Linked DNA regions of Homo sapiens: regions 1 and 2 are each linked to region 3. Evidence: chromatin contacts called from ENCODE Hi-C or POLR2A ChIA-PET data. All regions are on one chromosome and are shown on one strand. The core of a region is the stretch at or near the end of the contact, and the rest is flanking DNA. Distances in the headings are between cores, read along the strand shown.

The links. Hi-C counts contacts between places; a loop is a spot of excess contacts on that map. ChIA-PET counts read pairs that join two places held with the same protein, here RNA polymerase II (POLR2A). Pooled maps may share reads with other maps.
Region 1: a loop to region 3 is called in a map of ascending aorta, with 2.5 times the contacts of the local background. The contact joins the enhancer-like site here to the promoter of BCOR in region 3. A Hi-C loop is called at or near these places in 23 of 168 maps with a recorded cell type or tissue (A673, CD14-positive monocyte, CD8-positive, alpha-beta T cell and 17 more), 4 of 37 single-sample maps with no recorded cell type and 25 of 50 pooled maps. POLR2A ChIA-PET finds 5 or more read pairs at or near these places in 33 of 52 experiments (A549, A673, AG04449 and 28 more).
Region 2: a loop to region 3 is called in a map of CD8-positive, alpha-beta T cell, with 3 times the contacts of the local background. The contact joins the enhancer-like site here to the promoter of BCOR in region 3. A Hi-C loop is called at or near these places in 2 of 168 maps with a recorded cell type or tissue (CD8-positive, alpha-beta T cell and naive thymus-derived CD4-positive, alpha-beta T cell) and 5 of 50 pooled maps. POLR2A ChIA-PET finds 5 or more read pairs at or near these places in 15 of 52 experiments (AG04449, CD4-positive, alpha-beta T cell, CD4-positive, alpha-beta memory T cell and 12 more).

Annotation. Positions count from the first base shown.
Region 1 is chrX:40,129,484-40,134,322 of GRCh38, reverse strand. It overlaps a transcript of BCOR not described here. Among named protein-coding and RNA genes, the nearest start is that of BCOR, 34 kb to the right of the region's middle. Within about 2 kb of position 1,427, at least 12 of the 41 ENCODE cell types and tissues checked have a DNase peak (open chromatin) inside an H3K27ac peak, as active enhancers do; they include HCT116, ascending aorta, endothelial cell of umbilical vein and 4 more, where a contact is called at or near this core.
Region 2 is chrX:40,060,180-40,064,518 of GRCh38, reverse strand. BCOR (BCL6 corepressor) reads left to right here. Exons shown (of 15, transcript NM_001123385.2): 7 at 1-183; 8 at 567-911; 9 at 1,448-1,773; 10 at 2,126-2,380. Among named protein-coding and RNA genes, the nearest start is that of BCOR, 36 kb to the left of the region's middle. Within about 2 kb of position 2,603, at least 2 of the 41 ENCODE cell types and tissues checked have a DNase peak (open chromatin) inside an H3K27ac peak, as active enhancers do; they include CD8-positive, alpha-beta T cell, where a contact is called at or near this core.
Region 3 is chrX:40,096,695-40,101,400 of GRCh38, reverse strand. BCOR (BCL6 corepressor) reads left to right here and starts at 3,443. Exons shown (of 15, transcript NM_001123385.2): 1 at 3,443-4,186. RefSeq lists an enhancer at 533-1,053 and silencers at 2,140-2,249, 2,950-3,119, 3,250-3,369, 3,390-3,619, 3,680-3,729 and 1 more.

The DNA.
Region 1 (4,839 bases), core at 178-2,677, 35 kb before region 3:
GACAGTAGCTTTTGGAAACTGAGAAAATAAAAATCTGGATCAGACTTCAAGTCCCCTGACCCCTCTCTGATCTGGTCCTCGTCTTCCCCTCTCCTCTGGTTCCACAGCTGCCACAGAGCACACCCCTGGGGCAGCCCAGTGAGTCCCTCTACCCATTCATGCCCTCCTGCTTGTTCTGCCCTGGGAGGGAGCCTCAGCCCCTGAGCCCCCTGCCTGGAGTGATCCCCCTGCTCACCCTGACTCCCAGCTCCAGGCCCCACCTCCTCTGCGGAGCCCCTCCCAAATTTCTAGGGGGTTACATTTCAGTCTAATTCTCCCAGATGCCTTTGTGCTTATTGTCACAGCCACAAAACTTATCATTTGGTTGCTCTGAAATGACTTTACGCCTTATCTCCTCGCTTCAGTTGTAAGTTCTTAGAGCACAGGGACCACAGAGCCTAGCAAGGTGTTAATACACATGAGTGTACTTACTGGTTGGATAGCCTCCCATCAATTTCTGTCTCTTAGTGGTGTGGGAGTAGAAAAGACTCCCCAGATGTTAGGGCCAAGAAGGTTGAAATTGAGGCCGGGCGCGGTGGCTCACGCCTGTAATCCCAGCACTTTGGGAGGCCGAGGCGGGCAGAGCACGAGGTCAGGAGATTGAGACCATCCTGGCTAGTACAGTGAAACCCCGTCTCTACTAAAAATACAAAAAAATTAGCCGGGCGTGGTGGCCGTCGCCTGTAGTCCCAGCTATGCGGCAGGCTGAGGCAAGAGAATGGCATGAACCCGGGAGGCGGAGCTTGCAGTGAGCCGAGGTAGCGCCACTGCACTCCAGCCTGGGCGACAGAGCGAGACTCCGTCTCCAAAAAGAAAAAAAAAAAAAAAAAGTTGAAATTGAAGTAGATGGCCGGGGGCGGTGGCTCACGCCTGTAATCCCAGCACTTCGGGAGGCCGAGGAGGGTGGATCACGAGGTCAGGAGTTCGAGACCAGCCTGACCAACATGGTGAAACCCTGTCTCTACTAAAAATACAAAAATGAGCCAGGTGTGGTGGCATGTGCCTGTAATCCCAGCCACTCAGGAGGCTGAGGCAGCAGAATCACTTGAACCCAGGTGGCGGAGGTTGCAGTGAGCTGAGATCATGCCACTGCACTCCAGTCTGGGCGACAGAGCGAGACTCCATCTCAAAAAAAAAAAAAAAAGAAAAAAAGAAAAAAAAGAAATTGAAGCAGATGAGCTCAGATCATGAGGGATTTTCTGAAACTGCTATATTTTGAAGAAAACCTTGCTGGTCCCCTCCAGTTTTCTGTAATAACCTGGCTGAGCAGTGGGTTTCACTGTCCGGTTCACGCACTAACTGCTTCAGGGTCACCTGGGGTGCCAGTTCAGAATTCAGAGTCCTGGCCCCACGCCTGAAAATACTGACTCACTAGGCCTGGGGTGGGGCCTGGAAATCTCTATCTTTAACACGCCACTGCTGACTCTGACGCACAGCCAGGTTTGGAAACTAGTCGAGTCTGAAAAGAATGTTCTCTTCTTGGAAGTGAGAAAATGTTAGGGGGGCACCGTGAGAAGGGGCTATGATTTGGATTCTGAGAGACCAGGTTTGAGTCTCAGTTCTGCCACTTACCAGGTGTGTGACCATGGGCAAGTTATTCAGCCCCTCTGCACCTCAGTTTCAAGTGGGAACACCACGGATCTGTTTTGTGACTAGTGCCATGCAACAAATTACCCCAGAACTTTGCCACTTAAAACAACTCTTTGGCCGGGTTTGGTGGCTCATGCCTGTAATCCCAGCACTTTGGGAGGCCGAAGCGGGTAGGTCAATTGAGCCTAGGAGTTGGAGACCAGCCTGGGCAACATGGGGAGACCCTGTCTCTACAAAAATACAAAAATTAGGGTGAGAGGATTCCTTGAGCTCTGGAGGTCGAGGCTGTGGTGAGCTGAGATCCCACCACTGCACTTCAGCCTGGGTGACAGAGTGATACTGTCTCAAAAACAAACAAAAAAAACCCCAACTCTTTGATTTTGTTCACAATTCTGTGGGTTAGGAATTCTGGAACGGACTCAGCTGGGTACTTCTCACTTGGGATATCTCATTCGGTTGCAGTCACACATCAACAGGGGCTGCAGCCATCGGAAGGATATCCGAGATGGCACACTCCTGTAGCAATCAGTTGATGCTGGCTATTGGCTGGGAGCTCTGCTGGGCTGTTGACTGTGGCACCTATGTTGTGAGTCTCTGCCATGGCAGTAGACTTCTTACTGACTTCTCTCAGAGCAAGTGCCCCAAAAAGAGCCAGGAGCAAGCTGCATGGCTTCTTCTGCCTTTGTCTTACAAGTCTCAGAGTGTCACTTCTGTTGTGTTGAAAGCAGTCACAAGCCCACCCAGACTTCTAGAAGTAGAGACAGAGACCACACCTCTTGGTGGGAAGAGTGTCGAATAACTAGCGGGCGTGTTTAAAACCACCACGGTATCTCATGGGGTTGTTATGAGGATTCAGTGAGATGATCTTGCTGAAGTGCTGGACAAGCATGAGTTCCCCTCCTCCTTCTAATTTGAGGCCTGGAGGCTAACAGGGTAAAGCCAGTGCCAGGTGCCAGGTCTCCAGTCGCTTGCAGTTGTTCATGTCTACTGGGCCATAGGGACCGTTTTTCTCAGTCTTGTCTCCTCTTCTCTTCTCTTCTCTTTTACTGACAGAGTTTCGCTCTTGTTGCCGAGGCTAGAGTGCAATGGCGCGATCTTGGCTCACTGCAACCTCTGCCTCCTGGGTTCAAGCGATTCTCCTGCCTCAGCCTCCTGAGTAGCTTCAATTACAGGCATGTGCCACCACGCCTGGCTAATTTTGTATTTTTAGTAGAGATGGGATTTCTCCATGCTGGTCTCGAACCCCCGACCTCAGGTGATCTGCCTGCCTCGGCCTTACAAAGTGCTGGGATTGCAGGCGTGAGCCACTGCGCCTGGCCTGTTTTTCTCAGTTTCTAGTCATTTCTAGTCCTTTTGGATAGTAAATGCAGGGTGCAGTGAGCACCTTCTCATTCTGACCAGCTCAGCTCTCTCAGGAGGTTGGGACTGCAAGATCTGTGGTTCACTGTCACCCCCATATCAGCCTTACCCATGTGCCTGATCTCAAGTGCAAGCTCACTGGGCTCCGAATGGGAACACCTGGCTGAGTACTGAGTGTTTTCAGGTCAGACAACCTGGTTTGGGGCCCAGGAGGGTCATCTGTTGCAATGGTGGCCTGAGGGGCAGCTGGAGAGAAAGAGAGCAGCTTTGGTTGGCGTGGGTCTTCTGTCTCACGGTCATGAGTGGGCCCCTTCTCTGACCTTGCTTTCTTCACCTCAGGTCTGGAGACAGTGGAGGAGCTGAGGAAAGGTCACATGGAGACCACTGGGGCCAGCAAGCCAGCTCCCCAGGGAAGGTGGGGGGTGGCTTGCATGACAGATGCCTCAGGATGAGGGGCATTAAGAGGGTGGCTGGGTTCCAGGGGCTGCCAGAGTGGGTAGGATTTGCCAAATAGGGTACCCTTGGAAGGCAGGACACAAGAGGGAGGAGCCATTATGTGCCTGCTGCAATTCACTGGCATTTGTGGAGGGGGTCGTTTGCCCCTCTGGCCCACACCCTTATTCCTGAAAAAGGCAGTTGGGCCTGTGTTTAGCACTCCGAGGAACCTGCTCTCTCTGGTCCTCTTCTTTTCCTTCTGGGGCTCCTGAACCTCCCCACCGACATGCTTCCCTCATTACCACCAAGCCTCACATGCAGCAGCTGCCTTGCTGAGAGCAGACAGGGGTAGGCTTGGAGCTGCACAGCGATGCGACACATGATGGGGCTCCTTCTATGTGCCCCACACCTAGCCAAGGGCTAAAAATGGTCACACGTCTCCATGATCTCATTGACGAACTCACACCATGGGCCTGAAGGAGTGATGTGTGAGTCAGCACCCCGGAATCCCTGGCAGAGCGGGTCTTGGAGGACCAGGAAGACCAGGGGAAACCTCCCAGATTGAGTCATTAGGATAGGTCATAGTGCAGGCTGCCCTCCCCTCAGTCTCCATGCCTCAGTTTCCTCACCTGTAAAAGGAGAGTAACTAAGTGCCCACCTCATAGTGTGACCACAAGGAGGGAATTGGGGTGCACCCTTAATCAGGCTGCTCTCCACCTGTTGAAGATTTAGATGAAGAGGGACAGGGAAGGAGGGCAGGTGCATAGGGAGTTGCTGGGGCAGGGGAGGCAGAGTCATGGAGGAGAAGGCCCGGAGGGTGGTAGAGGAGGTGCCTGCTGCACGGGTGAAGTCTGTTCTTCTTCTTTTTTTTCTTTTTGGATGGAGTCTCGCTCTGTTGCCCAGGCTGGAGTGCAGTGGCATGATCTTGGCTCACTGGTTCATACAATTCTCGTGCCTCAGCCTCCCAAGTAGCTAGGACTACAGGTGTGCGCCACCACGCCCAGCTAATTTTTGTATTTTTGGTAGAGACGGGGTTTCGTCATGTTGTCCAGGCTGGTCTCGAACTCCGGACCTCAAGCTATCCGCTTGCCTCAGCCTCCCACGCCTGCTGGGTTTACAGGCGTGAGCCACCGCACCCGGCAAGGAGTCTGTTCTTAGAGGCAGAGCCACCACTCCTGCTCCCAAGGAAAGGACAGTGAAACAGCTTTCGCCCATACCCCAACCCCCACCTCCCTAAGGCCCCGCAGCTCCTCCCTCCCTCCGTCTGGACTGTTTCCCCTTCTCCCTAAGACATTTCCTGGAAGCTCTGCCCACAGTTCTTCCTTCTACTTATATACCTGGCCTGGCCCCAGCCCTGCCACTGAGGCCTGGCCCCCCCATTATGTGACCAGCTTTTCCTCTTCTTCTTTTTTTTTT
Region 2 (4,339 bases), core at 1,354-3,853, 36 kb after region 3:
TGGAGAGGCAGCCTGTGAGCGAGCCTCCCGCAGACCAGGTGGCCTCGGACATGCCTCACAGCCCCACCCTCCGGGTGGACAGGAAACGCAAAGTCTCAGGTGACAGCAGCCACACTGAGACCACTGCGGAGGAGGTGCCAGAGGACCCTCTGCTGAAAGCCAAACGCCGACGAGTCTCTAAAGGTGAGCCCTGTCTGCTTCGCCCGCCTGCCGGGGGGTGGGCCTTTGCATGCGGCCACAGTGGATGGACAGGAGATGTGGATGTGCGGCGCGCTGCCCCCGTAGACAGAGTCGGTGAGGGGAAGCCGTGGGGGCGCAGCAGTGGAGCGGACCTCTCCATTCCCACACTGCCTCGTGAGGTTCCCACCCTGGAGCCCCCGGGGGGAGCCGCCCACACCTCCCCTCCCCCAAAGCCAGAACCCAGATGGCCAAAGATGATTAGGCCCCTTCCCAAAAGCAGAGACCAGTGACCACACCCCCCCTCCCCCACCCCATTAGTGATGCGTAAGACAGTTTGTTCCCCCCCGGGGGGCTTTTTGATTAATTTGTAGTTATTTCTCCATTAGATGACTGGCCTGAGAGGGAAATGACAAACAGTTCCTCTAACCACTTAGAAGACCCACATTATAGTGAGCTGACCAACCTGAAGGTGTGCATTGAATTAACAGGGCTCCATCCTAAAAAACAACGCCACTTGCTGCACCTTAGAGAACGATGGGAGCAGCAGGTGTCGGCAGCAGATGGCAAACCTGGCCGGCAAAGCAGGAAGGAAGTGACCCAGGCCACTCAGCCTGAGGCCATTCCTCAGGGGACTAACATCACTGAAGAGAAACCTGGCAGGAAAAGGGCAGAGGCCAAAGGCAACAGAAGCTGGTCGGAAGAGTCTCTTAAACCCAGTGACAATGAACAAGGTATGCGGGGGCCACCCCTTGAGTGTTCACCCCGCTCCTGGAGGGTGGGTCATCCACTCTCTGTAGGAAAGGGCTTTTGAGGAGATCTTAGAAGGCCATAGCAATTGACTTCAACGAAGATGTGGCAGGCAGGGAGTTCTCTCTTGATGTCCTTGCCCGTGGTTGCACAGGAAGGAAGTCTGAACACCTTCATTCCAGCCTCAGGCTGTCTCCAGTCTCTGGGTCCTGAGCAACCCAGACCCAGTGGGTAGGGGGCAGGAAAGCAGGAAGAGCCAGCTTCTGTCCTCTCTTCCGGGCCCTTTGAAGCAACTTGCCACTTGGCGTTTTGTGGGTTAACTTAGGTGCCGTTTGAATGTGGTATAATTAAAATATTAATGCTTTGAAAACATAATTGGTGTATCTTTAAAAACTGAAGCCGCTCCAGTGATCAGTGTTAACAATGGGCTTTTCTTCCTGCACTGGCTACAACTGTGTAACGCCCGCTTCTTCTCCCGTCTCCCATCCGCCCGCCACCCCGTCACCCCCTCCGTATTTAGGCTTGCCTGTGTTCTCCGGCTCTCCGCCCATGAAGAGTCTTTCATCCACCAGTGCAGGCGGCAAAAAGCAGGCTCAGCCAAGCTGCGCACCAGCCTCCAGGCCGCCTGCCAAACAGCAGAAAATTAAAGAAAACCAGAAGACAGATGTGCTGTGTGCAGACGAAGAAGAGGATTGCCAGGCTGCCTCCCTGCTGCAGAAATACACCGACAACAGCGAGAAGCCATCCGGGAAGAGACTGTGCAAAACCAAACACTTGATCCCTCAGGAGTCCAGGCGGGGATTGCCACTGACAGGGGAATACTACGTGGAGAATGCCGATGGCAAGGTACCTCTTGACCCCGGCTTCCCTCTGGGGCCTGTGCGAACACATCCCCGCCTGCCTGCTTCCCAGCTTGAGGGGACAAAGCTTTCCTTTTCCTGGACTCCTCCCCCACACCACACGTCACTCCCCTGTCCTAGAGGAGCATGTCTTCTGGGTGGCAGCGAAGTTTCAAACTAGTAAGAATGAAATCCCTTCCCCCAAACCCTCCTTTGACAGGCACCCCCCACCCCCAAAAAAAGATAAGGAATAAAGTGCCTCTCTCCACGCAGGTTTGTCACGTGGGGAGGAGGAGGGGAAGCAGCGGCTGTTAGAAGGACACGGGCTTAACCGTGTGCGCTGCTTGGTTTTATGATAGGTGACTGTCCGGAGATTCAGAAAGCGGCCGGAGCCCAGTTCGGACTATGATCTGTCACCAGCCAAGCAGGAGCCAAAGCCCTTCGACCGCTTGCAGCAACTGCTACCAGCCTCCCAGTCCACACAGCTGCCATGCTCAAGTTCCCCTCAGGAGACCACCCAGTCTCGCCCTATGCCGCCGGAAGCACGGAGACTTATTGTCAATAAGAACGCTGGCGAGACCCTTCTGCAGCGGGCAGCCAGGCTTGGCTATGAGGTGTGTCCCTGTGGGCGCTCCCTGGGGCTGCAGGCTGGGGGGCGGGGCCTGCGGACTGTGGTGGGCGAGGGGAGGGACATGGAGAGCAGAGCTCAGCCCCCTCCACATCGGGGCTGGGCCGGTGCTCCAACAGGATGTTTGTGTTAGCCCCACTCTCACTGCTGTCTCTTTGGTGGCTTGTTCAATCGCGGTGTGGAAAGAAAGGCCTCTCTGATGTTCAGTTCGTGTTCAGGCAGGTAGGCTGCTACGGCATCCTCCAGTCTCGCTAACTTATCTCTGATATAAAATCTGACACAACCCAGGGCTTGGCGACTAGGGGAATTTTAATGAGCCCTTTTGGATTCTGATTAGCAAGGGGGAGAGAAGTTATTAGCTCTATCTGGGGCTGCTTGTACTGTTTCGGGTGGAAGGGTGGCCGTGTAGGGGGAGTAGGCAGGAAGTAGCTGTGTAGGTCACAGAGGGAGGGGGGTGGGGCAGACCTAAGGTCTCTTTCTGAGTGGGGGGGTACAGTAGCCTTAGGGCTGAGGGCTCTGGAGGGAGGGACTGAGACTTTTCCCTCAACTCACTGCTTCTCCCCAGCCCCCCTGCTCATCCTCCTCCTAGCATGGGCCATGACAATGATAGCTTACGTTGACGGAGCCCCTAAGATCCAAAGTAACTCATTTCACCCTTTCATCATCTTTGTGCAGTAGTAACTAATATTATTCCCGCTTTCAGATGAGGAAACTGAGTCCCAGAGGCGTTACATGATTTGAACAGATAATAATCCAGCAGCCTGGCTCCAAAGCCCAGTCTCCCCCCATCCCCCCAAACTCGGCTCCTCTCCAGGACTGGCTCCCATTGGAATCACGCTTTTCACAGTTCAAAACCTACGTCTGCCCCTGTGCGTCTCCCCACCACACACTTGTCAGTTGAGATAGTGATGTAATAGCCCACAGTGCAAAGACATTTTTTTTTATGCTGGCATCAGCTCTCTAGGAGTCGTGGTGAAAATAAAATGCGGTTCAGCAGGCTGAGTGTGAAGTGTGGAGAAGCACCCGGGCGACAGGATCCATGCCAGGCCATGCTCAGCTGTGGGCTCCCGGAATTCAGCCAGAGCCCAGGCTCATGCACCTTAACCATGCTGCAGTCAGCAGTCTGCTGTGCCTTGAGCCTTTCCTGATGGGGTGACCCAGCTGCCAGTCTCCCTTTGACCCAGAGCCCACCCTGGGGCATGATTGTGTGGGTGGGAACTGGGATGCTGGCTCACACCTGTGGGATGGTCCTTTGAAGCACTAGCTAGGTATTTTTGGTTGTATGTGACTTTGTCTATTCATACCAGCTTGTTTCTTATCGATATCTCTGGATTATCTTTGAGGGAACTCTCTAGAAGGATTTGAAAATTAGCTCAGTTACTTGCAGATTAAACCCAAGTGGCAGCCAGTTGGTTTCCCATAAGCTGAGAGCAGCGGCGCCTATGAGGACAGGGTAGATGCAGCGTGCCAGGCAGGGCCACTCATTCCTACGCATGATTGGGAAAATGGACTTGTGCTTCCAGCAAACACCAGAGGTAAGGGAGGGCTCCAGGGCAGCAAACTTGCCGGCCATAGCGGGGTAGGGCTCCTGGCCTGGTCTTTGATCCTGGCTTCATTTCTGCCAGTCTCACCTTTCTGAGCCCAGAGCTTCAAGAGACCCTTGTGGGTGCTCTAAGGAACAGTTTCCATTCTGGTGGTTTTCCTATAGCAGGCCTGGACTAAGGAACACTGATCCATGCTTTCTTAGGCTACCAGGCCTTTGGTGCAAGAAGCCTTGAGAATGTTTATGGAAGGACAACTTTTCCCCTTCAAATGTAAATGTCATTATAGAACTTTCCCAGGTCATCAGTTTTGATGCTGAATGTTTTAATTACTAGATGAAAGCTTTCAACTTTGAATCCAACTTTCTGGGATTTCTTTAGTCAGAAATTAAAATGTTAGGATG
Region 3 (4,706 bases), core at 2,194-4,693:
CCTCCCCTCCCATGCACTCCTTTGCTCACTCTCTCCTCCTCCTCTGTTTTCATTGAAATCCTCCCCTTGCTGAGTGCTGGGTATAGCAGCCTGACCCCCGGGTCAGCTCCCGAAGGGCTTGTGGGAGGGCAGGAGAGGAGGGGGCAGGAGAAGGGCCAAACCGCCGGCACCCATTGCAGGCCCCGCGGCATCCCCAGCTCCCTGAGCCCCTTCTTAAGTGAGGACACAAGATGGGATTGCCCTTCGACAGCTTTCTGCTTGTTTTCCCCAGAACAATTGGAACTAACCGGGCCAATAGGTGTAATCTCCCCTCCCCCCCTCTGCCTTATAGCGCCTCGGGAAAATCCCACATTTTAATTCCCAGTGAGTCACGAATCCCCCCCACCACTCATGCCTCTTAGGACTCCCTTAATAAGATATTTTTGAAATCCCACGGAGTTGAAAAATGTATCCCTAGGAGATGGAGGAGAAACCCTTTAATCCTACCAGCCTACCGTGGAGGCAAGATCCCTAGAAAAGGTGGGGGAGGATGTTGCAAATTACGTCAAAGGCGAATTTACTGGCCTGTTTGTCTCCAGCATCAAATTTCTCCCCCAGTCAGCCCTCCCCTCGGCCCCTTCGCATTTACAGCACCCCCACCACCCCTGTTCATTTTAACTCTAGGACTTTTTTTTTTCTTTTTCTTTTCTTTTTTTTTTTTTGAGACGGAGTTTCGCTCTTGTTGCCCAGGCTGGAGTGCAACGGCGCGATCTCGGCTCACCGCAACCTCCGCCTCCCGGGTTCAAGCGATTCTCCTGGCTCAGCCTCCCGAATTCTAGGACTTTTAAAGTTAGACAAACAGGCCTCTTTGTCAGCAGCCCCGGGAGGCCGTAAGACTCTGAGAGGCTGCAGGCCCCGAGCTCGGTTCCTGGATTTTCTAAAAGTTCTGGACGTTTACATGCGACTTCGAACTCCGAGAAAAGCCTGTGCCTGGGGGCAGAGTTGGGGAGACGAGGGGAGGGGATAGAAGGTGGCTGGGCGCCGGGCCAGGGCCTCTGCGGTTCGGCCTAACCGAGCCGGAAGAGCCTGGCACGGCTCCACACTGGCCCAGGCCAGTTCTCCCGTCCAGCCTGCAGCAGCAGAGCGGCCTCCTCGCCTGGAACCACGTTCAGAGTTTCCCCACAAATACCCAGCTTCAGCCTTCCCGGTTATTTTTGACTTGTTTTGAATAAAAGGAGTCGCTTCAAAAAGAAATGTTGCCACAACACACAACCAGAGGCCTTTTCTCCAGCTGTGTCTGTAACTCGCATGCGTTCAATCTAATAACTTTTAATGTCTGGTCCTAAAATGTCTTTATAAAAAATAGTTTTACAGCATAATAGTCCAGGTGTCTTTCTGCTTGTTACCGGAGATTAAAAAAATGTGTGGGTTGGCTTGCAGAGATATCCACCCCCAGAAAGACCAGGAAGAAAAAAGCGTGCATTCCATTCTGCAGGCGCTGGTCCTGGAAGCGTTCGCGGCCCAGCCTGGCTGGGCACTGCTCGCGGGGGCACTTGCTCGCCTGTCTTTTGCATCAGTTGTTATAAGCAGCTCTGGAGCATGAAGATTTAATTCTGCCGAAGTTTCGGGTTTCAAACGGTAGAGATGTTTCACTTCTGCTTTGAGAAGGGCTGTTTTTATAACTATGTGCTGAGAACTAAAACAGAATGAATAAAATCGCACCTAATACCAGTCCCACAGTCAGTAGTGAGTCTAATTTTTAAAAGGGAAAATATCTGCTAGCTAGAGCTGATTTTGGCCTTGACCTTGACTTAGTAATCAACTTGAGATGCTTTTGATTATTTTTGGCATGGGGACACTCCAGGATATTTTAAAAACTTTCCGTGTGGATTTACAAGCCACCTCCATTTCAGATTTATGTTTCATGGAGCCTGCACCATCTTGTCCTTAGGCAGAAAGAGACACCCCACCCCCTTCCCAGTATAAAAAGACCCTAGTGGGCAGCCGAATGGGGTCACCATTGGCCGCGAAGTCCGGGCCCGCAGTCTGGGCGCGGTTAGTCCGGAATACCCCCTCCCCCACTCCTACCCCTTCCCGCCAGCTTCACCAACTAGGGCTTCTCGGCTCGCCCTTGAGGCTTTGCGCTCCGGGGAGGCCGGAACCTCGCTTCTCCGCTTCCCCCTCCCTCCCGCCTGCCCCCGCCCTCCCCCCGCGCCCAGAGCCGCGCCGGGTGCGCTGGAGAAGCTCAATACGTGTCAATTGAATTGAACTGCTGCGGGCGCAGGCTGTACGCCGCCGCCAAGCACCGATCAGCACGACGTTACCGAGTGGAAATTTATGGGGCGAACGGTGTAAGCCAAAAGTTGCTCCCTGTCAAGGAAAATAAAACGCGGGAGATAATCTCCCAACGCCGGGGCGAGGGGCCTGGGCAGCCCCTCCAACCATCAGAGGTACAGACCGTGAAAATGCTCGAGAACCGGGAGAAATACAGGCGGATCTCCGCTCGCCGACCGCCCCCCACACGCCTCCCGGTGCCTCCACGGGCTGCTCCCCCCTTCCCCCACCTCCAAACAATTCCCACACAATTGAAACGTCCGGGGAACTCGGGCGCGGAGTTCAGGCGGAACGGCCACCGTTGCCTGGGGTGGTGTTTTCAGGTAGCTTTTAACACCGAAATGGGAAAGGGCTCCTCTGGGAGGAAGGGGCAAACTGGGGTGGGGGTGAGCACGGGAGCACACAGGCCACGCTCCGCTGGGTCTCGGAGGGGACGAGGCCGGGAGAGCGCAGCGCTGGTGGCAAGAGGCGGCGGCAGCGGCTGCTGCCGCTGGGGTTTGACAGCTTTGGCTGAGCGGAGTGCGAGGCGCTTTATGGTAATTGCGGTCCTCCACTGGCCTTCTGGGTAGCGAGGGGAGTCTCGGCGCGCGGCTGGGAGAGCCGCCCCCGCCGCCCCCATCCCTTCGGCTCTGGCTCTGCCGGCAGCCCTCGCCGCCGCCGCCGCCCAAGTCGGTCTCCGGCTCGCCCAGGACGTGCGCCCGGGTCGGGCGTGCGCAGCCAACTCGGCCCGAGCTGGGGAGGGGAGGCCGGGGGACGAGGAGGGGGGGCGCCACCCAAGTGGTCCGGGGTTCGGATCCAGAGAGGCCAAAACGTGCCGGGCCGTGCATCGATGACGGCCGGGGAAACTCGGGCAAACCTTTCCTGGGGAATCACCCCTCCCGAAACCCCGCCGCGGAGGCGCCGCAGCGGAGGGTGAGCGGAGACTGGCGGAGCTCAAACTTGCGAGAGCTGGAGGCGGCGGCGGGCGGGCGGCTGTCGCCCGAGCGCTGCGCCTGCGGGGGGAGGGGAGGCGGCTGTTGGGAGGGAGGGAGGTAGGGCGGGCGGGAGGGAGGACGGGCGGAGGGAGGGGGAGGAGGAAGAGGAGGGAACCAGGGAGGGGGGACGCGTTGGGATCGCGGCGTGCGGCGGCAGACGGAGCCTGGGCTCCCAGCGGCAAGGTGAGGCAGAGCTGCGCTCCTCGCTGAACGCGGGCCGAGCTCGGCGGCTGCGGGGGAGACGCGCAGGAGCCCAGACCGCGACCGAGAGCGGGAGCTAGGCGGGCGGCGGCGGCGGAGGGGGAGCCCGCGAGCCGCCGGGCGGAGAGCCCAAGCCGCGCTGTCGCCGCGCAGGGACGACTTGGCCAACACTCACACACACTCACACACACCCAGCCCGAGCGGGCGCTCGCGGCGAACCGTCAACATGGCGCTGGGGCTCCTGCCCGAGCGCGGGCGGCGGCGGCAGCGCGGGAGCTGCTGAGCTCGGCCAAGCCCAGTCCAGCTGCGGGAGCCCGGAGGATCGCACGGGGCTGTCGCCACCTGCCCGGAGGCCCCGAGCCCGCCCCGCCCCGCCCCCACCCGGCCCAGAGCCCACCCCTCGGCGGGGCCGACCCCGAGGGCAGCCGGCTGCCAGCAGACGGCGAGGGAGTCGAGTGAGCGCGGCGCCGCGAGCGGGCTGCGGGCAGCCGGGGACCGCAAACTTTGCTGCTCGCCGCGCTTCTCCGGCCCGGCTCCTTCTCCGCTCGTTAACGTCGCCAACCCCCCCCACCCCTCATATCTCTCTCCACCCACCCAACCGCCCCCCGCTCCTTCTCGCCGCCTCGAGTCCGCTTGGGGGAAAACTTCAAAGAGCCGGATCGCAGGCTCCCTGCCTACTCCCCCACCGGGGATTTCAGGTCAGTGCCCGGAACACCTTTCCCCCGGGAGACCGCGGACGGGTGGGCGGGCGGGCGCGCTGAGGGCTGCAGTCGGCCCCCTCTCCCGGGGCCCCCTCCCGCAGCGTACCCCGCGAAGCTTTTGCCTCGCGCTTCCCTTTGGCTGCTTGGCTCGCTTTCGTTTTTATTTCATAGCTATGTTATTTAAAATGCAGCCAACCTAAGCGGCCCCGCGTGGGCACCAGGGAGGGAGGGGGCGCGGCTGGGGGCCTGGCGCCTCCCGGTGGGCCAGGAGGAGAGCAGGGAGTTCGCAGAGTGGAAGTTTGCAGCCTGTGTGTGTCTGTGCGCGGGAGCGCGGTCGCCGCTGAGCGCCGCGAGTCGGGCGGAGGGGGGGGAGGTGGGCTGGAAGCTGGGAAGCTGGGTTCGGCGTTAGCTCGCGAGCAGGAAGGGGAGGGCAGCGGGTTGCCGTCTGCTTTCTTTTTCGACTCGGGAAAGAACTGTAAAAACCCCCAGCCGCCGCCACCGCCGCCTCGTCTCGCCT